Linked DNA regions of Homo sapiens: regions 1 and 2 are each linked to region 3. The links are chromatin loops, found by intact Hi-C in ENCODE. Cell type or tissue: PC-9. All regions are shown on one strand.

Region 1 (8,000 bases), 50 kb after region 3:
CCGGTCTGCGGTCCAGTGACCAGGTGTCCCTATCTCTGGGTCAGGTCCCCACCGAGCTCATCCTCAGTGCGGCTGGAAACTCCCCCAGGGTGGGACTGAGCAGTGCAGGGCAGGGGAGCTGTGTTTCTAACAAAGGTTGCATTTAGGAGCTCCTGGATCTGATCTCTGGGTTCTGATGGTCCGAGTGGAAGAAACTGAGCCCCTGGAGGGTTTGCCAGCACAATCCATCCATTCTTTCACTCTCCCATTCAACGAACACACATTCATGTAGCCAGCTCTGTGCCACACGCTGTGTAGACCTGCTGCGAATACTCCCTCTTTCACTCCTCACATCTACCTGTGAGGTGACCTCACATCTACCTGTGAGGTGAAGATGGAAACAAGCCCAGAGAGGTAAGGCAATTGGCCTGAGATCACACAGCAAGCAAGCTTCAGTGCTGGGAACCAGGGGTGTGTGGAAAAGGGCGGGGCGGGCTGCCTGGAGGAAGGGGCCGAGGTGGGAGGTGATGGGGCAAGATGGAGAATGAAAAGGGTGAGCATTGTGGGCCGTGTCCTCCGGGACCTCCTGCCCAGCCTCCTTGGAGGGCTGCCAGCCTGGGCAGGGCAGGGTCAGTACCAAACAGCAGTGCCCTCTGCAAATGGGTGGTTGGGGTTGTTCTGTTCATAAGAGGACTCGGGCCTGGGCCGGGGCTGGGCTTTATAGGAAAGTAGAAACTTTCAGGGAGGTGTTACCCATTTTATCATCCATTTTACTGGGTTTTTAGCTATGGGGAAGAGGCATAGGTGCTCAGCCACACTGGGACTGGGTGGCCTGGGACTGGCCCTGGAAGGTGCCTGGCTGACCCCTTGCTCCTGGACAGATTGAGCCACTCGAGGGGATGCGGCTGCTGGCAGTGCCTGAGCTGTGCAGGGGATCCTGCGAGACACCCAGAAGACTTATTGTGCGGGGATTATTATTTTGTAAAATGCATTTTACAAAACCACTCAGGGATTTTCCAGAGCGAATCTCTGGGGCAGGGACGGGCTCTCCACTGGCTTCGTCCCATTGGCTGGGCTCAGAGGGCAGCAGCCATCTTCATTTGAAACCTCAAGAAATAACCAGAACAGGGACTCCTGGGGATAGGGACAGGGACTGGAGTGGGACTGGGGGCTGGGATCTGCAGGCTCTACTGTGTCCTCACCGCAGCTGTGTCCTTGGCAGTGCAACTGGTGTGGAGAAGGGGCACAGTGAATGTCCTCTTAGTGAAGATCATAGTAAACTGGCACATTTTAAAAAATATCAATACTCAGTGCCGACAAGGGTATGGCAAAACACTGCCACAAGAGAAGTATAAATTGGTACCATATTTTTTAAAAGATTTGGCAATATGTAATACAAACCTTTAAAAACATTCAACCCTAAGGAAAAATGATCTCTTTGTAGGTAATATCAAAGCACACCTGGAAACCCCAATAAAATAAGTGCTAAGATATCCTTAGAATACAAATGAAAAAGTATTTAGTAAGAGCAAGATATAAAATTGACAACAACCAATTATAACCCACCACATGCAGTGCAAACAATGTTTAGTTCAAAACAGAATGAAAGAGGCCGGGCGTGGTGGCGCACGCCTGTAATCCCAGCACTTCGGGAGGCCAAGGCGGGTGGATCACTTGAGGTCAGGAGTTCGAGACCAGCCTGGCCAACATGGTGAAACCCCGTCTCTACTAAAAATCCAAAAATTAGCCAGGCGTGGTGGTGGGCACCTGTAGTCCCAGCTACTTGGGAGGCTGAGGCAGGAGAATGGCTTGAACTCAGGAGGTAGAAGTTGTAGTGAGCTGAGATCGCACCACTATACTCCAGCCTGGGCGACAGGGTGAGACCCTGCCTCGAGAAAAAAAAAAGAAAAGAAAAGAACCCATTATATTGGCTGGGCACAGCGGCTCGTGCCTGTAATCCCAGCACTTTGGGAGGCTGAGGCGAGTGGACTGCTTGAGGCCAGGAGTTTGAGACCAGCCTGGACAATAGAGCAAGACCCTCTCTCTATAAAAATAAAAACTTTAAAAAAAATTATAAAAGCAGTGAAAAAGCTAAACACATGGGAATAAACCTAACATCGGATGTACAGAATCCATATGAAGCCTCTAAAACAGCTGCGACAGTCCTAGAAGAATCTCTCCTGGAAAGACGTAAACTGGAGTAGATAGAGCCACACCCCTTGTTTCTGCATAGGACGATTCAACATCCATAAAGATGTCAGCTTTCTCAAAGTGAATACATTAACAAAGTCTCAATTTTCAAAGTTAACAAATGTTTTCTGGAGCCGGGCGAGCTGGTTCTAGGCTATGTGGAAAAACAGGAAGCAGACACACCCAGGAAACCCTCCGAACAGAAGAGCGGTGAGAAGCCCCCACCATGGGCCGAGGGAGACGCCATGAAACCCCCGAGGAGGAGAGGGTGCGTCAGCACGGAACACTCAGACGGCCCGCAGGACACGACGAGTACAGAAACGAGAAGACCATGTCCAAGAACATGTGGAAATCAAGGATTTTAATGATAATGGCCTGGGGAGTGCCATCTCGGCTCATTACGAAAAGATAGACTTTTTAAAAAACTGATATGAAGAGAAGTAGAGAGTCACTTGGAAAAAGATAAAATTGATTCCATGCCTTACCCCGCATGTTAGAATCAACTCCAAATGGGATAAAAATCCAAACGTTAGAGAAAATGAAACCATAAGAATACTAGATACAAACACGGGTAAGCTCATTATAGCCTGGGAGTAGGGAAGGCCTATGATCCCAAATCCATAAGCAATAAAAAAATGGATACACTGGACTCTGCAAAAACACATGCATGCAATATGCACGGGAAAACAGTCAAAAAGGCAAACTGAGAGAAAACATAACAACATACCATAAAGGGCTCATCTCGGTAATAGACAAAGAGCTCTTAGAAATCAAGAAGAGAGGCCAGGCATGCCTATAATCCCAGCACTTTGGGAGGCTGAGGCGGGAGGATCACTTGAGCCCAGGAGTTCAAGACCAGCCTGGGCAACATAAGGAGACCCTTTCTCTACAATAATTTTTTAAAAATGAGCCAGGCATAGTGGCATGTGTCTGTAGTCCCAGCAACTCAGGAGATAGGAGGATGGTGTGAGCTTGGGAGGTAGAGGCCGCAGTGAGCTGTGACTGCACCACTGCACTCCAGCCTGGGCAACAGAGAGTGAGACCCTGTCTCAAAGAAATAAATAAAATTCAAGAAGAGAAAGACCAATAGACCAAATTTTTAAAAAGTGGACAAAGACACGGCCAGTTCTCAGAAAAAATAAGCAAATGGCCCTTAAACAGAAAAAAAAAGATGCACAGCCCTACTCATAATAAAGGAAATGCAAAGGTTTCTTAAGACACAAAAAGTACTAACCAGAAAAAAAAATGGGTTTGCATTTCACAAGAATTAAAATTTCTGATCTTGGAAGGATACCACTGAGAAAATGAAAAGGCAAGTTGCAGACTAGGAGAAAATATCTCTATATTAAAAGAACTTGTATTTAGAAAATAAAGAGAACTCTTACAACTTAATAATAAAGAGACAAAAACTTGATTTTTGGGGAAAAGATTGGAAGAGAAACTTCACCAAAGAGGAAATATAATGGCAAATAAGAAAAGACGTGCAGTTTGCAGTCCTCAGGGAAATGCAAATCAAAACCATAAAGAGACAGTGCACCCCACCTCCTCGGAGAGCTGAAGCTAAAGGCCAGCGATGCCCGATGTCTGTGAGGATGTGGGGCAGGAAGGGCCCACACACTGCTCCTAGTGGGGATGGAAACTGGCAAAACCACTTTGGAGGAAGGTCTAGTGACTGTTTAAGTGTGCGCTCACCATGTGATCCAGCCATTCCACTCCTGTTTACTCCAAAGAAACGAAAACACATGTCCACAGAAAAACTTGAGCCAGAATGTCCGCAGCAGTCTTACTCAGAATAGGTACAAACTAGAAACCACACAAATGATCATCAACGGGAAAGCAGAGAAATTGTGGTGTATCCGTACAGTGGATACTCCTAAGCCATTAAACTACTGATGGGTGCGACAACACATATGAATCTCAGTGTCTTTATCCTGGGTCAAGGAAGCCCAACTGGAAGGGGTGGGGAATGGGGTCGAAGGGTACGAGGGGTACAAGGTGGCAGTTACGTAGTATGAATAGTCTGGAGGTCTGATATACAGCACAGGACTACTGTTAATCATGCTGGACTGTACACTGGAAATTTGCTAAGAGTAGATTTTAGGTGCTCTCACCACATGCTATGGGAGTTCACAGATGTGTTAATTTCCTTGACTGTAGTAACCATTTCACTATGTGATATAAAGATACCTTACACACTTTGAATATATACAGTTTTTAAGAAAACAACCCTAACACAGAAGACATCATACTTCATATTTCATTTATATGAAATCCTACAAGGGCAAAAACCCATCTGTGGTGACAGGAAGTAGATAATTTGTCACAACTCAACAAACTGGACACTTAAAGTGGGTGTATTTCATTGTATGTAAATCACACAATACAGCTGATTGAAAAAAAAAAAGCTGCACTGAGATAACGCTGGCAAGAACCTCACTGCTTCACAATATGTTCTGTTTGTGAGCCTGTGGTGGAACCACTCTCATACCTCCCTGGTGACACACAGAGCAGTCCAACCCCTGCAGAGGACAATCTGGCAACAGCCACGATTCCTACGGCTTAACTTTTGACCCGGCCGTCTCACTTTTAGGAGTCTGTCCTGAAGACACACCTCCACTATACGAAAGGATATTATCCCCTGCTGCATGATCTCTTACAGGAAAAGACTGGGAACAGGCCCAAGAGGCCCTCAGCGGGGAACCAGCTGACTAAACCATTTGATGCACATCCACACCTGGACTACTGTGGCCCTGAAACACAGTGAGTTCAATCGGCTGATACGGGGGCTCAGTTCCGGGATTTCTTTAGTGAAAGAAAAGAAGAAAGAAATGCAGAGTATCTGTAGCATACCACCTTTGTTTAAGAAAAAAAGGTTTTTAATTTTGCAAATATAAACACAGGAACGATAAAAGGAGAAATTAATTTAAATGCCTCCCTATAGAGGGCAGGTGGGGATGAAGGCGAGACTGCTCTGAGCATGCCTTTTAATTTTGAATCATATATCTTATATATTTTAAAGACTAAAAAAGGAAACCAAAAATACAAGCAACAACAAAATAAGTAAACTGGAGTTAGTCAAAATTTAAAATTTTTGTGCTTCCAAGGACACTATTAAGAAAGAGAAAAGATAGCCACAGAATGAGAGAAAATAATTGCACATCATGTATCTGATAAGAGACTTGTATCTAGAATATATAAAGACAGGAGTTTGAGACCAGCCTGGGCAACATAGTGAGACCCCATCTTTAAGAAATTAAAGAAAAAATACAAAGGCCATTTACAACGCAATAATAAAAAGAAAACACAATTTAAAAATGTGGCAAAAGTCCAAGCGTGGTGGCTCATGCCTGTAATTTCAGCACTTTGGGAGGCCAAGGTGGGAAGGTCACTTGAGCCCAGGAGTTCAAGACCAGCCTGGAAAACACAGGGAAATCCTGTCTCTATCAAAAAAATTTAAAAACTAGTTGGGTGTGGTGGTGCACACCTATAGTCCCAGCTACTCTGGAGGCTGAGGTGGGAGGATCCCTTGAGCCCAGGAGGTCAAGGCTACAGTGAGCCATGACCATGCCACTTACACTCCAGCAAGACCCTGTTTCAAAAACAAAACAAAACAAAAAAAGGGGCAAAGATGTTGGATAGACATTTCTCCAGAAAAAGACACAAATTGCTAAGAAGCACATGAAATGATACTCAAACATAATTAGTCATCAGGAAAATGTGAATCAAAACCATAAGCTACCACTTCACACCCACTAGGATGGCTGCAGTGAAAAAGCCAGATCATAGTAAGTGTTGACAAGGATGTGGACAAACTAGAACCTTCATACGTTGCTGCTGGAAATGTGAAATGGTTCAGCCACCTCATAAAAAACAGCTGGCAGTTTACCCCAAAAATTAAACACAGTTACCATATGGTACAACAATTCCAGTCCTAGGTAACTGCCCAAGAGAAATGACAACGTGTCCACATAAAAACTTGTACACAAACACAGTAGTATTCATAGGAAAGTATTCATAAAAGTTAAACGTGGAATTCATAATAGGAAACGAGTGGAAACAATCCAGTTTCCACCAACTGATGAATAAATGAAACGTGGTCTGTCCACACAGGGGAATGTCACTCAAACCCCTGCCTCCACTCTCTTCCCGGCAGCCCTGAGGACAATGGTGTCACATGTTTGCCCCCATTTTACAAAGTAGGGGACTGAAGCACAGAGAAAACAGCAGAACTTGTCAAGGAGACCAAGCTAGCAAGGGCGAAGGAAGAGGCCTTTTCCACTTTCTCTCACTACTTCCTGTTAAACATAATTCCCTCTAAAGACGATTAAGGACAGTCTCTGATTCTGCCCTCTGGGCCCCAGACACTCTTCCATTCACCGCCTGTCACGCAAATGCACAATAGGTGCCCAAGAGCAACAGCACACACCCACCAGCACCATGAATAAACCTGGGCAGCCGAAAGGACAGGCCAGCTCCTGACCTGGCTCCCAAGTCCCCACCTTGGTATGACCCAGTTCAGAAGGCAGAGCCCATGGCTTGGACAGTTAGGGAGAGGATGGCATCAGCCTGTGCTGCTCTCCGCTGGCAAGGGTGGGCTCAGCCCCTCTGGTCAGCCTGACCTGAGCACCTCAGCGCTCCCCACTGGCCGCTGCCCTGCAATGGAAGAGGGCAGGGATGGGCTGCCACTCTGCATTAGGGGAAGAGGGACCTTTCAATTGGGCCCATCACAAGGAATGAGGGAGAAGGCTCAGCCTGGACCACACACACCCAAAGGGCCTTGAGGTTTAACTCTCTCCAAAGGAGACAGACGAGTTTGAAAGGAGCCCTCATCATCCAATTTCAAACTTGGGTCCCATTTCTGGACCACACTGCCTGAAGCATGCCATGAACTAAGGTTCTTCTTTTATAAACACTGTAATTACCTTGGGAATGGCACAATTATATTTCTGTGTGTCCGTTAAAAGCGTTCATTTGTTAAATGTAAACATTTAAAATAAGGCTGGGCGCAGTGGCTCACGCCTGTAATCCCAACATTTTGGGAAGCCAAGTCAGGCGGATCACCTGAGGTCAGGAGTTCGAGACCAGCTTGGCCAACATGGCAAAACCCCCTCTCTACTAAAAATACAAAACTTAGCTGGGCATGGTGGCATGTGCTTGTAATCCCAGCTACTCGGGAGGCTGAGGCAGGAAAATTGCTTGAACCCGGAAGGAAGAGGTTGCAGTGAACCGAGATTACGCCACTGCACTCCAGCCTGGGTGACAGAGCAGGACTCCATCTCAAAAAAAAAAAAAAAAAAAAAAAAAAATCCAGTTTTGGCATTTCTTTACTTTTTGAGACAGGGCCTCACTCTGTCACCCAGGCTGGAGTGTGGTGCCATCTATAACTCACTGCAGCCTTGACCTCCCAGGCTCAAGCAATCCTCCTACCTCAGCCTCCTTAGTAGTTGGGACTACAGGCATATGCCACCACAACCAGCTAATTTTTTATATTTTGTGGAGATGGGGTCTCCCTATGTTGCCCAGGCTGGTCTTAAACTCCTAGGCTTAAGCAATCCTCTGGCTTGGCCTCCCAAAATGCCTCCGGGAAACAATGGGGGTATGGGGGTGCTAACCCCCACTTCTTCTGCAGGAGGCTGCTAGTTTGCTAGCCCTTACTGAGCACTGCCAGGGGGTGGCTACAGGGACTAGAGGAGAAAAAGGAGAGGGGACATCCAGAAGATGATTCCAAGGAAGAACCGCCAGGGGGGCTGACAACAGAGAGACACACGCCCAGGAGAGCTAGGCCTGGCAGGGCTGCTCGGGACACGGAGCCCAAGCACAGCCCCGAGGCC
Region 2 (8,000 bases), 170 kb before region 3:
CCACCTTGGTGAAATTGTAACACTGTCCTGAAAGACAGTCGAGGGGTAAGTTGTTCACATGGGTTTCGGAAATCACCAGGGTGGTGGCGGGGAATGTGACAGGAAGAGGGGGACTAGGGCCCCAAAGCCTGGCAAACGTGGGGGCTGACCAGTGGTCCTTCAGTGATAGTTATAAGGAAAGTATTCTGGCTTATGGCTGGAACCTTGCTATGGTCTGAATTTGTGTGTCCCCCAACCAAAAAAAATGCCTGTACAAAAATAATGCATCTTAATATTAAAAAAGGCCAGGCGCGGTGGCTCATGCCTGTAATCCCAGCACTTTGGGAGGCTGAGGGGGTGGATCACGAGGTCAGGAGTTCAAACCAGCCTGGCCAAGATGGTGAAACGCCATCTCTACTAAAAATACAAAAATTAGCCGGGCACGGTGGCAGCCGCCTGTAATCCCAGCTACTCAGGAGGCTGAGGGCAGGAGAATCACTTGAACCTGGGGGGCGGAGATTGCGGTAAGCCGAGATCGCACCACTGCACTCCAGCCTGGGTAACAAAGCGAGACTCCGTCTCAAAAAAAAAAAAAAAATGCTTTCAATGTGATGGTATTAGGAGATGAGGATTTGGGAATTTATTAGGTCATGAGGGCAGATTAGGACACTATCAGCAAGACCCAGGGAGATCCTTTCTTCCTTCTTCTATGTGAAGTTGCAATGAGAAGTGGCCATCTATGAACCAGAAAGCCCTCACTAGACACTGAATCTGCCAGTGCCTTGATCTCAGACTTCCCAGCCTGCAGACTGAGAAATACATTTCTGTTGTTTATAAGCCACCCAGTCTATGGCATTTTGTTATAGCAACCCAAATAGACCAAGACAAACCTCCCAGGGAGAGCAGTAGGGCCCTGGGCAGTCTTGGGAGCCAGAGGATTGCAGGCGGCAGCTGGGGCCTGTGACATGTGGCTGTTTTACGGAAAGTGCTCCCTCTTCTGTCCATCTTGGGCTAGCCTGGCCATCTAGGTAACAGTCCCTCTGGCACTCAGTCACTGCTCTTATTGGCAGGCTGGAGAGCCTCCCTGTCAGCTTGGTTTGATGGAGAACTTTCCAGGTGCACATAGAAAGGGGCAGAGCACCTTTCTGATTCCCAAGGAAGCAAAGAAAGCAACTTTCATTCTACAGTGGTGAGAGAGCTCTGCCTGGCTCTGTTTTATCCAGGAAGTTTTCCTGTGCACAAAGTGTGCGTTCATAGAGTCGGAGAACAAGAGTGCTCAAACCTGTTGTAGGTGGCAGAACACCTGGAAATTATAGCTTCCTTTGCATAAGATGATGAAACACTGACTTTTCTTTTTTGTTTGTTTTGTTTTGGTTTTTTTGAGATGGAGTCTTGCTCTGTCTCCCAGGCTGGAGTACAGTGGCATGATCTTGGCTCACTGCAACCTCTCCTTCCTGGTTCAAGTGATTCTCCTGCCTCAGCCTCCCAAGTAACTGGGATTACAGGCATGCACCACCATGCCCTGCTAATTTTTGTATTTTTAGTAGAGACGAGGTTTCGCCATGTTGGCCAGGCTGGTCTTGAACTCCTGACCTCAGGTGATCCACCCACCTCAGCTTCCCAAAGTGCTGGGATTACAGGCTGAGCCACCGCACCCGGCCCCCAACACTGACTTTTCTATTTCTCATTGTATGAACCACAATTTAGCTCATAACACATTGATGGATTTAGCATCTAGGTTGGGCAAGAAACATTCTGCTTAATTAAATGTGCATACTGTTATAAATTAATGAAATCACAGCTAGAAGCCTACTGGCTCATGGAGAAAACAAGCTGTTGAGCTACTCAGGGTCAAGTTTCCAAGTGTCTCCATTACTGCTTGTTTGCCAACAGGTCTGGATGTTCTGCTAGTACTTGATGGTAGTCAAAAAAGAAAATGTCGGGGTGGGGCTGGGCACGGTGGCTCACGCCTGTAATCCTAGCACTTTTGGAAGCCAAGGCAAGAGGACTGTTTGAGGCCAGGAGTTCAAGACCAACCTGGCCAAAATAGCGAGACCCCACCTCTATTTTTTAAATTTTATAAAAAATTAAAAATGTTGGGAGAAAAATAGTTCACAAAGTGCTAGTCATTAACTAGCTTTTTTTTTTTTAAGCAAATCAAAAATAAAATAAGCAATACTTGGGGGCTTTGGAATCAAAAAGACCTGGGTTTGGCCAGGGATGGTGGCTCACACCTGTAATCCCAGCACTTTGGGAAGCTGAGGCAGGTGAATCACTTGAGGTTAGGAGTTTGAGACCAGCCTGTCCCATATGGTGAAACCCCAACTCTACTAAAAATATAAAAATTAGCTGGACATGGTGGTGTGTGCCTGTAATCCCAGCTACTCGGGAGGATGAGGCAGGAGAATTGCTTGAACCCGGGAGGCGAAGGTTGCAGTGAGCTGTGATCGCACCACTGCACTCCAACCTGGGCAACAGAGCTAGACTCCATTCCAAAAAAAGAGAGAGAAAGAAAGACCTGAGTTTGAATCAAGAGTATACCGTGTGACAGCAGGCAAGTTACTTAATCTCTCGGAACTGCCTCCTGTTCTTTAAGATGGAGACGATAAAGACCCTACTTGGCAGGATGATTCTCAAGATTAGCATCAATGTATGTAGAGCCCCTGGCACAGTGCCTCACCCTGAATAGGAGGCTTAATAAAGGAGGACAACTCTATGAAAAACATTATGGGGATTTCTCAAAGAACTAAAAATAGAACTACCATTAGACTCCAATCCCTTTACTGGGTATCTACCCAAAGGGAAAAGATGCATGCACTCATGTGTTTATGACAGCACTGTTCACAATCGCACAGATATACTGTCCATCAACCAAGGATCAGATAAAGAAAATGTGATACATACACACACCATGGATATACTCAGCCATTAAAAAAAAGAATGAAATCACGTCTTTTGCAGCAACATGGAACTGGAGGCCATTATCCTAAGTGAAATAACTCCGAAACAGCTAGATACCGCTTGTTGTCACTTGTGACAGCTAAACAATAGGTACATATGAACACACAGAGTAGAAAAACAGACACTGGGCTGGGCACGGTGGCTCACGCCTGCCATCCCAGCACTTTGGGAGGCCAAGGAGGGCGGATCACGAGGTCAGGAGATGAAGACCATCCTGGCTAACACGGTGAAAGCCCGTCTCTACTAAAACTACAAAAAAAAAAAAAAAAATTAGCCAGCTGTGGTGGCAGGCGCCTGTAGTCCCAGCTAGTCCGGAGGCTGAGGCAGGAGAATGGCATGAACCTGGGAGGTGGAGTTTACAGTGAGCTGAGATTGCACAACTGCACTCCAGCCTAGGCAACAGAGAGCGATTCTGTCTCAAAAAAAAAGAAAAAAAGAAAAAGAAAAACAGACACTGGAGACTATAAAAAGTGGGAGGGGGTGAGGGTTGGAAAATCACCTGTTGGGTAAAGTGTTCACTATTTGGGTGATGATGGGTACACCACTACACAATATACACATGTAAGAAAAATGAACCTGTACCCCTTAAATATATAAACTTTTTAAAATTAAAAATAAATAAACAGGCCGGGCGTGGTGGCTCACGCCTGTAATCCCAACACTTTGGGAGGCCGAGGTGGGTCGATCACCTGAGGTCAGGAGTTTGATACCAGCCTGGCAAACATGGTGAAACCCCATCTCTACTAAAAATACAAAAATTAGCCGGGCGTGGTGGCGGGCGCCTGTAATCCCAGCTACTTGGGAGGCTGAGACAGGAGAATCGCTTGAACCTGGGAGGCGGAGGTTGCAGTGAGCAGAGATCACACCACTGCACTCCAGCCTGGGCAACAAAGAGCTAAACTCTGTCTCAAAAATAAATAATCCATCTCAAAAACAAACAAACAAATCTGGCCACTGTACTCCAGCCTGGGCGACAAAAAGCAAAACTCCGACTCAAATAAATAAATAATCCGTCTCAAAAACAAACAAACAAATGAGGCAACAGAGACTCTGAAAAGAGCCCAAAGTCATCCATCAGGTTTGCCATGAGCCAGACGTAGAATCCCAACCTCCAGCAGCCTCCCCACCATGCGTGCTGTTCTCTTCTGCAAACCCAGGGCCTTTCTAAAACGCCCAGCCCGTCCCTGGAGGCCACAGGTTATTGCCTGTGTTCTCTTCTCTTTTGATAGCCAGCCAAGAAGAGGGAACGCAGGGTGACTCACCAGGTGAGCCAGTCCCCCATCCCTAGTGTCTCTTCCTGTTCAAGGAGGCACCTTTTGTGTTTCTTGTTATTTTTATTCCTCCCACTGTGGCTGTGCTCTGCTCAGATAATTCATAAAGGGCGTGCCTGTTGCTGCCTGAGGCCGCAGCTTGAGATGCTGACATCCAGACCACCTAGAGCAGGGAGGGACCTGGGTCCTAAGCCTAGAGAGAACTGCAGGGGAGAAGGGTGGACCAGCTGCCCGCCTCAGGGCTGCGGAGAGCAGGTCTGGGCAGAGAGGAGGGAACTGGGAGTGAAGGGGGTACATGTACCCACTTGTCTGCGAGCCTGGCCTGGCCCTCCAGCCCTCTGGGGAGAGACACCTGGGACTAGGGGGAGACAGGAGCTACACAAAAGAGGACCCTAGAAATGATGCATAGTTTTCACTATCTTGAAGACTCTGTTATTTAACACATGCCTCCCCTGCCCCCATGCTTGAAGGATGTTGGTAGGCTGTCGCTCGTACTTCTGTTCCTGCTCTAAGCGTGCTCTGTTCACGCCCAACACACCTTCCTGGTATGTGGCTCAGCCGGTCTCAGCTGCCAGCCAATCGTTCCTGACCTTCCTATTATGTCACCAGCAGCCAATCAGAGCTTCAGATCAGCACGCGCTCAGCAGTGTTACTACCCTGAGTTGACAGAATCGTAGCCGAGAGCAAAGAAACCACAGCTTTCATCAGCAAGCAGAGCATTTTAAATGGCTTTTTGAAAGCCAAAAATGCTTGCAAGTCGACCTCATTACTACTTTGGGAGAAATCCCAGTTGAGAGCCAGTGATCGAAACTGCCCCCTTTATTTTGCCCAGCAAGGGGAAGGGGCTTGGACAGAGAGGTGCAGGAGTTGTTAGAGAGGCTGGACCAGACACCCCCGGTCAGCTGCCCTCCAGGGTAGTGGTAGGGTGCATGTTTTTATGGGGCCACTTATGTACTCCTGAACTTTCTCTGTGTCTCCACCCCACACTGACTGATGAGCAGTCCACACATGGATGCCAATTTTGCAGAAGAGACGGAGACAGAGTCTGTGCAGCCCCACAGAGGCCAGAAGAGGCACCTGCTTCTCGCTCTCCAGCTCTTAGAGTGCGGGACCAATCACACATCTCCCCTGTGGATTCTATGAGATTGAACCAATTCTTCTTTACCTCAATTAACTGGAATCAAGTTTTCTTACATCGCAGACCAAATGAGGCTTTTCCAAGACTTTCTACCTTGTTTTCTAGGCTTCTCCTTGCCTGGGCCTGTGAGTTCCTTGGCAGGCTTGTCACAGATAGAAGCTCCACACCTCCCAGGTGGCTGCAGTGGCTGTGAGTGATGCTCTTTGCATAACTAGGTGTTCTGCCTGCTTTGTAGGAAATGCGAGCTGGGCCGTGAGGCGTGTAGTCACACTTTCCAGCACAGCCGAGGTAGAGGACCTGACTCCTCTTGAGGCTGAAAGATACCCTCTGCCTTGGTTGCACTTCCCTCACCCCATTCTGATTTTCTCCATTCATGAGAGAATTTCCACATAGTCAGTGGTCTCCTTGCCTTCATTCCCACCTTAGTCTAATATAGGAGTTGGTAAATGATGGTCCTCAGGACAGATCCATACCTCCTGGCTTTGTAAATACATGTGCATTAGAACACAGCCGGGTTCTTTCTTAAATGAAATACTTAAATGTATTGTCTTATGGCTGCTTTCACACTACAGCAGCAGAGTTGAGAAGTTGTAACAAAGACTGTGTGGTCCACAAGGCCACAAATATTTACCCTTTGGCCTGCTGACCCCTTAATCCATCCAACTGGCTGCCTGTGAGTGATCTCTTAAACCTCAGATCGAACCACACCACTCTTCTGCTTACAAAAAAAAAAAAAAAAAAAATCTCTTGGGAGGCCAAGGCAGATGGATTATTTGAGGTTAGGAGTTCAAGACAAGTCTGGCCAACATGGTGAAACCCCATCTTTACTAAAAATACAAAAATTAGCTGTGCGTGGTGGCACACACCTGTAATCCCAGCTACTCAGGAGGCTGACGCAGGAGAATCGCTTGAACCCGTCAGGTTAGAGGTTGCAGTGAGCCAAGATCACACCACAGCACTCCAGCCTGGGCGCAGAGTGAGACTGTTTGTAGATGGATGCTCCTTAGTGAGGCTCTTCATGACGTGGTCCACTCCCTTCCACTCCTCCCCTCCACCCTCTGTCTCTGCTCACCCTCGGCTCTCACATCCTCAGCCATGCCCTTGACCAGGCCGTGCCTGATGGCTAGAATGTCCTTCTCCTTTCACCATCTGTCAAATGTCTGAATATCTCTTAAGACCAAATTCAAATGTCACCTCCTCCTGCACCCCTTCTAGGTGCCTAGCAGAATTACCTGCTCCCTCCACTGTGCTCCTAAGCTCTGTGGGTAGATAACCATCTGCGACCGCAATGACATATTTATGTGTTTCTCTCTCCCACTAGATAGTGAGCTACTGGAAATCAGGAACCTTGTCTCATTGCCTTTTCTGCCCTGCCAGGAATGGAGCTGAACCATTTGGATAAGTCAGAAGCAGACTGTTACAAAAGTGCCAGGAGGACTATAACATCTTGTCTATGCCATTTCTGATAATCAACTAACTGGTTTCTCCTTCTTCTCTAAATTTCCTGGTGTCTGGAATAGCATAGGTACTTGGAAAATGAATGAGTGAGTATGTAATTGCATAAAACATATGTTTTTCTTCTATTCTAACATAAAATTGTGGGAAATACCTTGTCACATTCACTTTGTCATCAAGTACATTCACGACTTTAAAAAGGATTTGGCTGGGTGCAGTGGCTCACGCCTGTAATCCAAACACTTTGGGAGGCTAAGGCAGGAGGATTACTTGAACCCAGGAGTTTGAGACCAGCCTGGGCAATATAGGGAGACCCCATCTCTACAAATAATTTTTAAAATTAGCCTAGTATGCTGGCACATGCATGTAGTCCCAGCTACTCAGGAGACAGAGGTGAGAGGATTGCTTGAGCCCTGGAGGCAGAGGTTGCAGTGACCTGAGGTCACGCCACTACACTCCAGCCAGGCTACAGAATGAAACCCCATCTCAAAAAAAAAACAAAAAAGTTTTCCACCTACATCCAAAGAAGATATGCAAATGGCCAATAAGCACATAAAAAGATGTTCAATATCATTAGCCATCAGGGCAGTGCAAATAAAAGCCACAGTAAGATGCCACTTCACACCTATTCACCCCCACAGGTGTGAAGTGGTGTCTTACTGTGGCTTTGATTTGCACCCATTTTGATCTATAATCAAAATCTATAATCAAAAGGACAGATGGCCAGGCGCGGTGGCTCACGTCTGTAATCCCAGCACTTTGGGAGGCCGAGGCGGGCGGATCACGAGGTCAGGAGTTCGAGGCCAGCCTGAGCAACATGGTGAAACCCCATCTCTACTAAAATTCAAAAATTAGCCAGGTGTGGTGGCACATGCCTGTAATCCCAGGCACTGAGGTGGCTGAGGCAGGAGAATTGCTTGAACCCGGGAGGCGGAGGTTGCAGTGAGCTTAGATTGCACCACTGCACTCCAGCCTGGGCAAAAGAGCAAGACTCTGTCTCAAAAAAAAAAAAAAAAATGCACAACGTGTTGACAAGGATGGGGAGTAAGTGGAACCCTCGTACATTGCTGGTGGGAATGTAACATAGTAAAGCTACTACAGAAAACAGTTTGATAGTTCCGTGTAGTCATCATATGACCCAAGAATTCTGCCTCTAGGTATATATCCAAGAGAAATGAAAACATGCATCCACACAA
Region 3 (8,000 bases):
CCTGCCAGGGGTGTTGAGAAACCCTGGGTGGAGAGGAGGGTCAGCTGGTGCCATTTTGATGAGGTTTGATTTGCAGTTGCTGCGTTCCTGGGGGTATCATCAGGGCTTCCCAGAAAGTTAGCTGGGCTTGGGCTTCTGAAGCTTTCCCTTGGAAACACCCTCTTCTCTCTTTGTGGAGGAGGAAGTATCACAAATAACGGAGATAATTAGAAAGGATATTTTTCTAATTTATGAAGGTATAAAGATGAGCACTGCTTTTTTTGTTTTTTAAAATGAAAATTACTAAATAGGGAGTATAGGCCAACCAAGATCATACTGAATTTCTGAGTGTGGCAGGCCAGCGTGAGGCCTGTGTTTTAGGTATCTCATTTAAAATGGAAAGTTCCAGTTTGCTTTGGGGCCAGAATCCTTAAAAGAAATCCTGGCTGGAGGTGTATTATGGGTCACTGTATATTTGCTAGTTTATATCTTGCTGAGTAAATTGGCCAAGTTTTTATTTTTCCTGGTAAATATTCAGAGGGTTTTTCCTCACTCCTTTCTCCAACAAAATCATATTTGTCATATGTGTATGAAGTAAATGACTGTTAACACTGTCCACACATCTGTGATGATATGAAAATTAGTGGTGGCAAACAAAGATTCCTTTTCTTAGGTACCACAAGGCCTCGGATGAAGTTGACTTTATCCTCGTATTACTCTCAAATTGTGACCAAATGGAAAGAAAATTGGTCAGGTCCGAGAGACCAAAATGTACAGCACAACAAAAGGGTTATTATTTGTGAAAAATTTAGGTGCTCCCCCCATGTGACTTAGAAAGTTTGAAGTTTTCTCTTAAAGTAATCATTCGTCTTTATAAAGTTTAGAAGGTACACAAGCTTTATTACTATGAAAGGCTATGCTTATTTTAATTCACAGCGAGGCACAAAGTGATTGCCTAGTACAAAACCTTTTAAAATAATAATGAAAAACGCCAAGATGTCAAATCAAATGGAAATGTGGACCCTAATTTGATTGCCTAACTTCGAAACATGTTTCAGAACTGCACCTACCCACGTATTATGCTTGCGATAAGTTATATGCCGAAGCTTTGTGCTGATAATATTTTAATGTGCAATATTTAGCGTACTGTAAGAATTAAACATTTATTTCCCATTAAACGATGTATTTATATTTCTTTTAACTTTCGGTACAAATGTGTGAACTGTTAGCCCACACACTTTCCTCATTCTTTTAAAAGAAATTAAATACCAAGACTATATTAGAAAAAAAAAACAGAACAAGCAGGAAAAGTGAGTTGGGCATAGTGGTTTCATGAATGCAGTGAGGTCATTCTCCTATCTGTATCGAGTGGAATACCCACACGTGAAAAGACCTTTGGTGTTTTAAATTAACTTTTGAAATTGTTTACAGAAAATGCTTTTTGCCTCCCCCCTGCTATTTTATTGCAACTTTTTATTTTAAACTCTACCCTAAAGAGTGACTGTGCTAGAAAACCACGTTGATGTAAAATGTCTCATGGTTGGCAGCTAACCACACTCAAACCATGTTCAGAGGATGGCAGGCGGCCCCGTCCCATTGCCAAAAACTTTCCACTGGGAGTAGTTTTGTAAGGGGCTGGCTGGGCGGGCGGGGAGCCTGGGGGACTGAGATGGGGGCCTTTCTCCTGCTTAGTGACTACATCATCTCTCTCTGCGTAGGCGAAGCTGCTCTCAGGGGAGAACCCAGAATACAGACCCTGCCGGTGGCCTCTGCCCTCAGCAGTCACCGCACCGGCCCTCCCCCAATCAGCCCCAGCAAGAGGAAGTTCAGCATGGAGCCAGGTGACGAGGACCTAGACTGTGACAACGACCACGTCTCCAAAATGAGTCGCATCTTCAACCCCCATCTGTGAGTTCCTCTGTTCTTATTTTGGCTTAAGGGTGCTCCGTGCTGGGGCCTTATTTGTTTTGCAACTTTGTGCTAATTCTGATGTTATCATTTGCATACTTTATTTGAAAAGGATATTATTTACAAAAGAAAAATAGTATTCATCTGCCAAAAAGAAGGTAGTAAACTCATTTTGATAACTCGCGGTGAGGTGGAAGTCTGGCTTCCCTCCAGCCTACTTGTAGGACCTTCCGCATGTTAAACTCCATAGAAGTTAATGTCCCCTTAGAGCTTCTGCGAGCAGTCGAGTAGTCATCTGCTAAGCTTCGCTTTTTTTTGCCCATACATATTGATTGTTTTTAGGAGAATCAACATTTAGTGAATGTCACTGTGCACCAGACAAATAGAAGGGAAGCTCAGCACCTTTTTGACCAAGCAGACGTCTGTAAAGTTCTTACTCAGGAGTCTAGGATTGTACACACGAAGAAGTGTTCATCCCACCTTATGTGCCCCTGGTACAAACTTGGGACCTTCCCATAAAGGGAAGCCAGCTTCCTATGCTCATGACAAGGTGCCACTCACCACATCCAGCCAGTCCTTGATCTGCCACTGACACTGTCTACCTTCTTGACATGAATTGCTTCAACTCTTTGGGCCTCAGTTTTGTTATTTGTGAAACACGGGCTGAAACCACAGATCCCTGAATCTGTGCAACGTCACCATGTTTCCACTGGAAAAGCCTCCCGCTTCCGTGCACCCGGCTTCTCCCCTTTGCACTCTCCTCTCGGCACACACCCTCCTCGCAGAGGGAGAGGCTTCTCCCCAGTTTTCAGGACTTGGAGACGCCCCACCAGCTGCCCAGAGAGTCTACGGGTACAGTGGTGAGGGCGGTTGGTGTTCTTGGAGTTATCTTGCCAATCCTGGCAAGGTTGCACTGAGTATTGGAGGGAGTAGCTTTGTGTGTGCAGGTACAGAGGTCCTCCTCCTTCCCCCTTCCCAAGCGCTCACTCTAGCATGAGTCAGTGTTTCCTCATTATTCAAGATGCTCCAATTCCTGAGGGCACTGCTTTTTCCCCACAGGAATACCTTCCTGTGAGGGCTCCTCCTTGGAGGCAGAGTTTCCGCAGAGAGGTGGCCCAGCTCCCGCCTCTACTGCCTCAGCTCCAGCGTCCTCGCATTCCGCTCGTTCCAGTCAGCTTGGACTGTTGTGTTCAGTCATAAGACACTGACAGAGGTATTTATCCTCAAATAAATCACTGCAGTGTTAGTCAGAGGCTGAGCCTGCAGTCTGGAGCCCTGGAATTTGCTACCATCAGGAATCCAGCAGGAAGGCCCTGCAAACAGTGCACTCCGCAGGCAGGGCTAGCTTAACTCCTGGGTGCTCAGCTCTTGCAGTTCATTCTTTTATTCCCACGAATTTCTTATACTTTCCCATCTGCTTTTCCCAAACCCAAATAAGAACATTTGGTCTTTTTTTTTTTTTCTTTTTCTTTTCATAAGTAAGAAAGGGGAAGGCAGCCTGCAGACAAACATGCCTTAATTTAAATCCTGATTCTGCCACACAACAGCTGTGAGGCTTTGGACAAGTCACTTAATTTAGCTGGGCCCAGTATCCTTGACAGTGATATCCTTGTCATTGGACAATGACAATGACAATGATAATAGTTAATGTATAGAGCTATTACGAGGACTAGAGTTAAAATATGCAAAGAGCTTGGCATGGTATAGCACTTTGTTGATGGGGGTTGTTATTTTTATTCCATTGTTCAGATACTGGTTATGATGATAGAGAGTAAGAAAATATACATATGTATATATGGTGGATTTAATGTTTGATAGTATGTGCCTTTTAATCAAAATGCCTGGGTTCAATTCCCACTTTCTTTATCTTTCATCACAGATAATATTAATTCCTTCCTCATAGGATTATTGTAAGGACTTAAGAATGGTGCCTGGCAGATAGTAAGTACTCAGCTTTAGTCATTGTTAATATTATTATTAGAATATTAAAATGTTCAGAAAATAATTTTGTGGCTAGGCGCAGTGGCTCACACACCTGTAATCCTGGCACTTTGGGAGGCCAAGGTGGGTGGATCACCTGAGGCCAGGAGTTCGAGACCAGCCTAGGCAACATGGCAAAACCCTGTCTCTACTAAAATTACAAAAAACTAGCTGGGTGTGGTGGTGCATGCCTGTCATCCCAGCTACTCGGGAGGCTGAGGCATGAGAATCACTTGAACCTTGGAGGCAGAGCTTGCAGTGAGCCGAGATCGCGCCACTGCACTCAGCCTGGGTGACAGAGCGAGACTCTGTCTCAAAAAAAAAAAAGAAAATAATTTTGTAGCTCTCTTGGTGGCTAAAAATAAGACTTTGAGGTACGGGTCTGTGATGACACTATAAATAATTTTAAGTGTAAATAATAGAATCGCCAAATTTTATGTGCAAATCACAATTGACATTATTATGCAAAGTTTTAGGAAAATAGAAACAGGAGTAACCTCCTCTCTCAGACTCCCTTACACCAGCCAGGTGACTCCCCCCTCATTTTTCTTTTATTGTGGTAAAAAATATATATATTATAAAATGTATTTTCTTAAGTGTACAGTGTAAGGAGGAAAGGCGATTGGCGTGTGGTTAGGTCCTTCTGAGTGTTACTTGTTTACTGTGTGATAGTTATTTTAGTAACATTACCATTGTTTGTACTGTGTTTTCTAAGAGCCTAATGACAGATTTCACAGGCAGATTGGAAAGATGCTGCCTGTCTTACTTCTTCGTGTTGTAGGGTATTTAGTGCTGCTGTTTGATGAAATGTTTCCTATTTGGGCTATAGCATGCTCCCTCCTTTATATTTAATGCCTAAGAAGTTATCTGCAATAAATGACAGATTCATAATTATTTGAAAAGGAATAGCCTAGTGTATCTCTTTAAGGAGATTACAAAATGGTTTTTGTGCTTTATCTTCTTAGAGTTTGTTAATAACATGTAATGAAAATGTGATGTATTTTATCACTAAAGCAGTCATAATAATTCTGGGGAAAGGAGTGTTATTGGAAAAGAGTTTTGGCTGGGTGTGCTAGCTCATGCCTGTAATTCCAGCACTTTAGGAGGCTGAGGCAGGCAGATTGCTTGAGCCTAGGAGTTTGAGACCAGCCTGGGCAATATAGCAAGACCCCCATCTCTACAAAAAATTTTAAAAATTAGCTTGGCCTGGTGGAGTGTTCCTTTGCTCCCAGCTACTTGGGAGGCTGAGGTGGGAGGATAGCTTTAGCCCAGGAGTTTAAGACTGCAGTGAGGTGTGATCACACCACTGCACTCCAGCCAGGGTACAAAAGGGAGACCCTGCCTCTAAAAAAGGAAGGAAGGGAGAGAGAGAGAGGAAGAAAGAAAAAATAGTTTCGGTAGCTAGCTAACAAGGCCTGAAAGGTGCACGGTTTGGCTGCATTTTATTATAAGCATCATATGGAGACATTTTCTAGTAGAAAGATGGAGAGATCAGGTGGCTCTGAGCCAGAGTAAGAAGCAGCAGAGGCCGGGCGAGGTGGCTCGTGCCTGTAATCCTAGCACTTTGGGAGGCCAGGGTGGGCGGATCACATGAGGTCAGGAGTTTGAGACCAGACTGATCAATATGGTGAAACCCTGTCTGTACTAAAAATACAAAAAAAATTAGCTGGGTGTGGTGGTGTGCGCCTGTAGTCCCAGCTACTCAGGAGGCTGTGACAGGAGAATTGCCTGAATCCAGGTGGCAGAGGTTGCAGTGAGCCGAGATCATGCCGTTGCACTAGCCTGGGCAACAGAGCGAGATGATGTCTTATAAAAAAAAAAGGCAACAGAGAGTAAGACTGAGTTCTATCCAGTTTGATTTAGGGGAAGGGGAAAAAAAGAGAGGTTTCCTTAGTGATTTCTTCAGAATTTTGAAAATTAGAATTCCTGGGATTTTATTCCAGCCTCTTAGGACCTGGTGTATTTGAACTCATTATTAATTTTTTTGTTGATATTGTTACCGAACCACCAGGGGTTTGGTCTGGGTCCTGCTGCTCACCACACAGAAAGCCAATGACTGGGATGAGGAGTATTGCCAAGGAAGAAGGCTTTCATTGGGTGCTACAGTCCAGGAGATGGGGCAAATCCATCTCCCTGATGGACTAAAGCTGGGGTTTATATAGCAGGGAAGAAATGAAACAAGATTTAACAAATAGGAACTTGGGAGGAGCAAGGACACAATCATGATGAAGGACGGTCCCACATCTCTTTGTCTGGATGTAGTTACCTGGTGGGCTTCAGTTCTTTGACACTTGTTTTTTGTTTTTGAGAGGACTGAAGGTCTTTTCTTAAAGACCTCAGATAAAACAAATGTAAGTTTTAAGTTTTAAGACTAGAAAGGTCAATTTCTGCATTTATCCATTAACCTATCCATGACACTGTTGGGTTGGTTCCAATACGGTGACCCTGAGAAATACATTATTTCTGTTTATTTCTTAAGAAAAGTCTTAAGAAGATGAATGTCTGTTTGGAAGTTGAAAAGTACTCTGTGTTTGGAAAGAGTGGATTAAAGGATGGGAAGAGGTGGAGTGGGATTCATCTTGTGGAAAAATCAGTAAGTTTTTTTTTTAATGGCCCTTGATATTCAAGTGCAATCTGGTAAGAAAGAGCTCTTCCCCTTTCTCCTGCCTGCCTGCCTATTTATCTACTTATTATCCATATGGACTCCGGGGTTCCTGTCTTACTGAATGAATTGTAGCTGTCCCAGAGTTGACAAACAAGAACCCTGTCCACTGGTCCTATGTCCTTGTCATAACCTCCATTATTTCCTTGTGGTTGTTGAGCACTTTCTTATTTTCTGGCCTACAAGTTGTTCTAGGCTCATCTTGTAGCCTACCTGCTCCAGCCATGGAATTAGCCGTTTTTCCAGGGGACTCCAGATCCTTTTAGTGGGGAATAGGATTTAGAAGCCCAGATCCAGGTGCTAGGTGTTATCGTTACTATGGATTACATAGTTTTTCATGGTAACTTATTGTTACTATGATCACATTGCTTCTAGACTTGATTTGTCTAATAGTACAGCAGACACCAGCCACAGGTGTTGATTTTAAATTAAAATTAAAAATCTAGTTCCTCAGCTGCAGGAGTCACATTTCAAGCTTAGTAGCCACATGTGGCCGTTCGCTACCATATCGGACAGCACAGATACAGAACATTTCTATCATCACAAGAAGTTCTATTGAACAGTGCTGTTTCTAGATCCTTTCCATGGAAAGAGCTAGGAGATAATGAGTTCCTGGCGATGCTCCAGGGCTAACCCAACTCTCCCGAGCTCCTCCTCGCCCTCCCCGTTCCATACTCTATCTCCCTGGTTCACCAGTAAGAACTACATCCACACATGTACTCATGGTCCACTCCTGCAGTGCACTTCAGGTAGTTTCAGAAGCATGGTGCCAATACCACTTTGAAAAACAAACTAAAAAGAGTTCAGGATTTGTTTATGGTTTTTCCTTCTCCCATGCTGAGGGTATAATAGTCACAGGATGAATTTGAAGAGTTACTTTCCCTTTTCTCCTCAGTATTGTTGTATTATTTGAAATATATTGTTAGGTTCATTCATTTCTGTTTGCATTCAGTTTTAGACTTTTTCCATCCTTTCAAATTTTATTTTTTGAGTATGTAAGATATGAACATGCTCCCCAAAGTTAAAACTGTACTAAAAAGTGTGCTTTTAATGTTACTCCCTACCCTGTCTTGTTCACACCTTTTACTCCCTTCCCTGGAAGCAAAGCATCCTTCTTGTGTTTCTGTTTTGGTAAATCAAGCAAATATGTGAATGTTTTATCATTTCCCCTTCTTTCTTTTTTTTTATTTTATCTTATTTTATTATTATTATACTTTAAGTTTTAGGGTACATGTGCACAATGTGCAGGTTAGTTACATGTGTATACATGTGCCATGATGGTGTGCTGCACCCATTAACTTGTCATTTAGCATTAGGTATATCTCCTAATGCTATTCCCCGCCCCCCCCACACCACAACAGTCCCCAGAGTGTGATGTTCCCCTTCCTGTGTCCATGTGTTCTCATTGTTCAATTCCCACCTATGAGTGAGAACATGCGGTGTTTGGTTTTTTGTCCTTGTGATAGTTTAC

Evidence for each region. A loop is a pair of places that touch in the nucleus more often than their neighbours do. Peaks named below come from ENCODE experiments on the same cell type or tissue, not always from the same donor. Only the 100,000 strongest peaks of a DNase experiment are listed, where the experiment ranks them.
Region 1: a loop joins it to region 3, with 5 times the contacts of the local background. A loop is called at or near these places in 4 of 110 quality-filtered maps.
Region 2: it touches region 3 in a loop (14-fold over the local background); 2 of 110 quality-filtered maps call a loop at or near these places.

What each region holds. Positions count from the first base shown.
Region 1 is chr3:11,545,638-11,553,637 of GRCh38, reverse strand. The region is part of intron 20 of ATG7 (autophagy related 7); the gene reads right to left. Among named protein-coding and RNA genes, the nearest start is that of VGLL4, 94 kb to the left of the region's middle. RefSeq lists enhancers at 6,284-6,783, 6,784-7,285. In PC-9, no CTCF peak of the experiment used is centred here; no DNase peak of the experiment used is centred here.
Region 2 is chr3:11,767,448-11,775,447 of GRCh38, reverse strand. It overlaps a transcript of TAMM41 not described here. Among named protein-coding and RNA genes, the nearest start is that of TAMM41, 75 kb to the left of the region's middle. RefSeq lists an enhancer at 799-1,093. In PC-9, CTCF peaks have their summits at 780 and 988 (motif pointing left); DNase peaks (open chromatin) are centred at 4,187, 4,787 and 7,997; H3K4me3 peaks cover 1,494 bases; H3K27ac peaks cover 2,841 bases.
Region 3 is chr3:11,595,720-11,603,719 of GRCh38, reverse strand. VGLL4 (vestigial like family member 4) reads left to right here. Exons shown (of 5, transcript NM_001128219.3): 2 at 1,698-1,887. Among named protein-coding and RNA genes, the nearest start is that of VGLL4, 44 kb to the left of the region's middle. RefSeq lists enhancers at 1,249-1,846, 1,535-1,974, 1,847-2,445 and a silencer at 2,831-3,125. In PC-9, no CTCF peak of the experiment used is centred here; a DNase peak (open chromatin) is centred at 3,009; H3K4me3 peaks cover 312 bases; H3K27ac peaks cover 3,765 bases.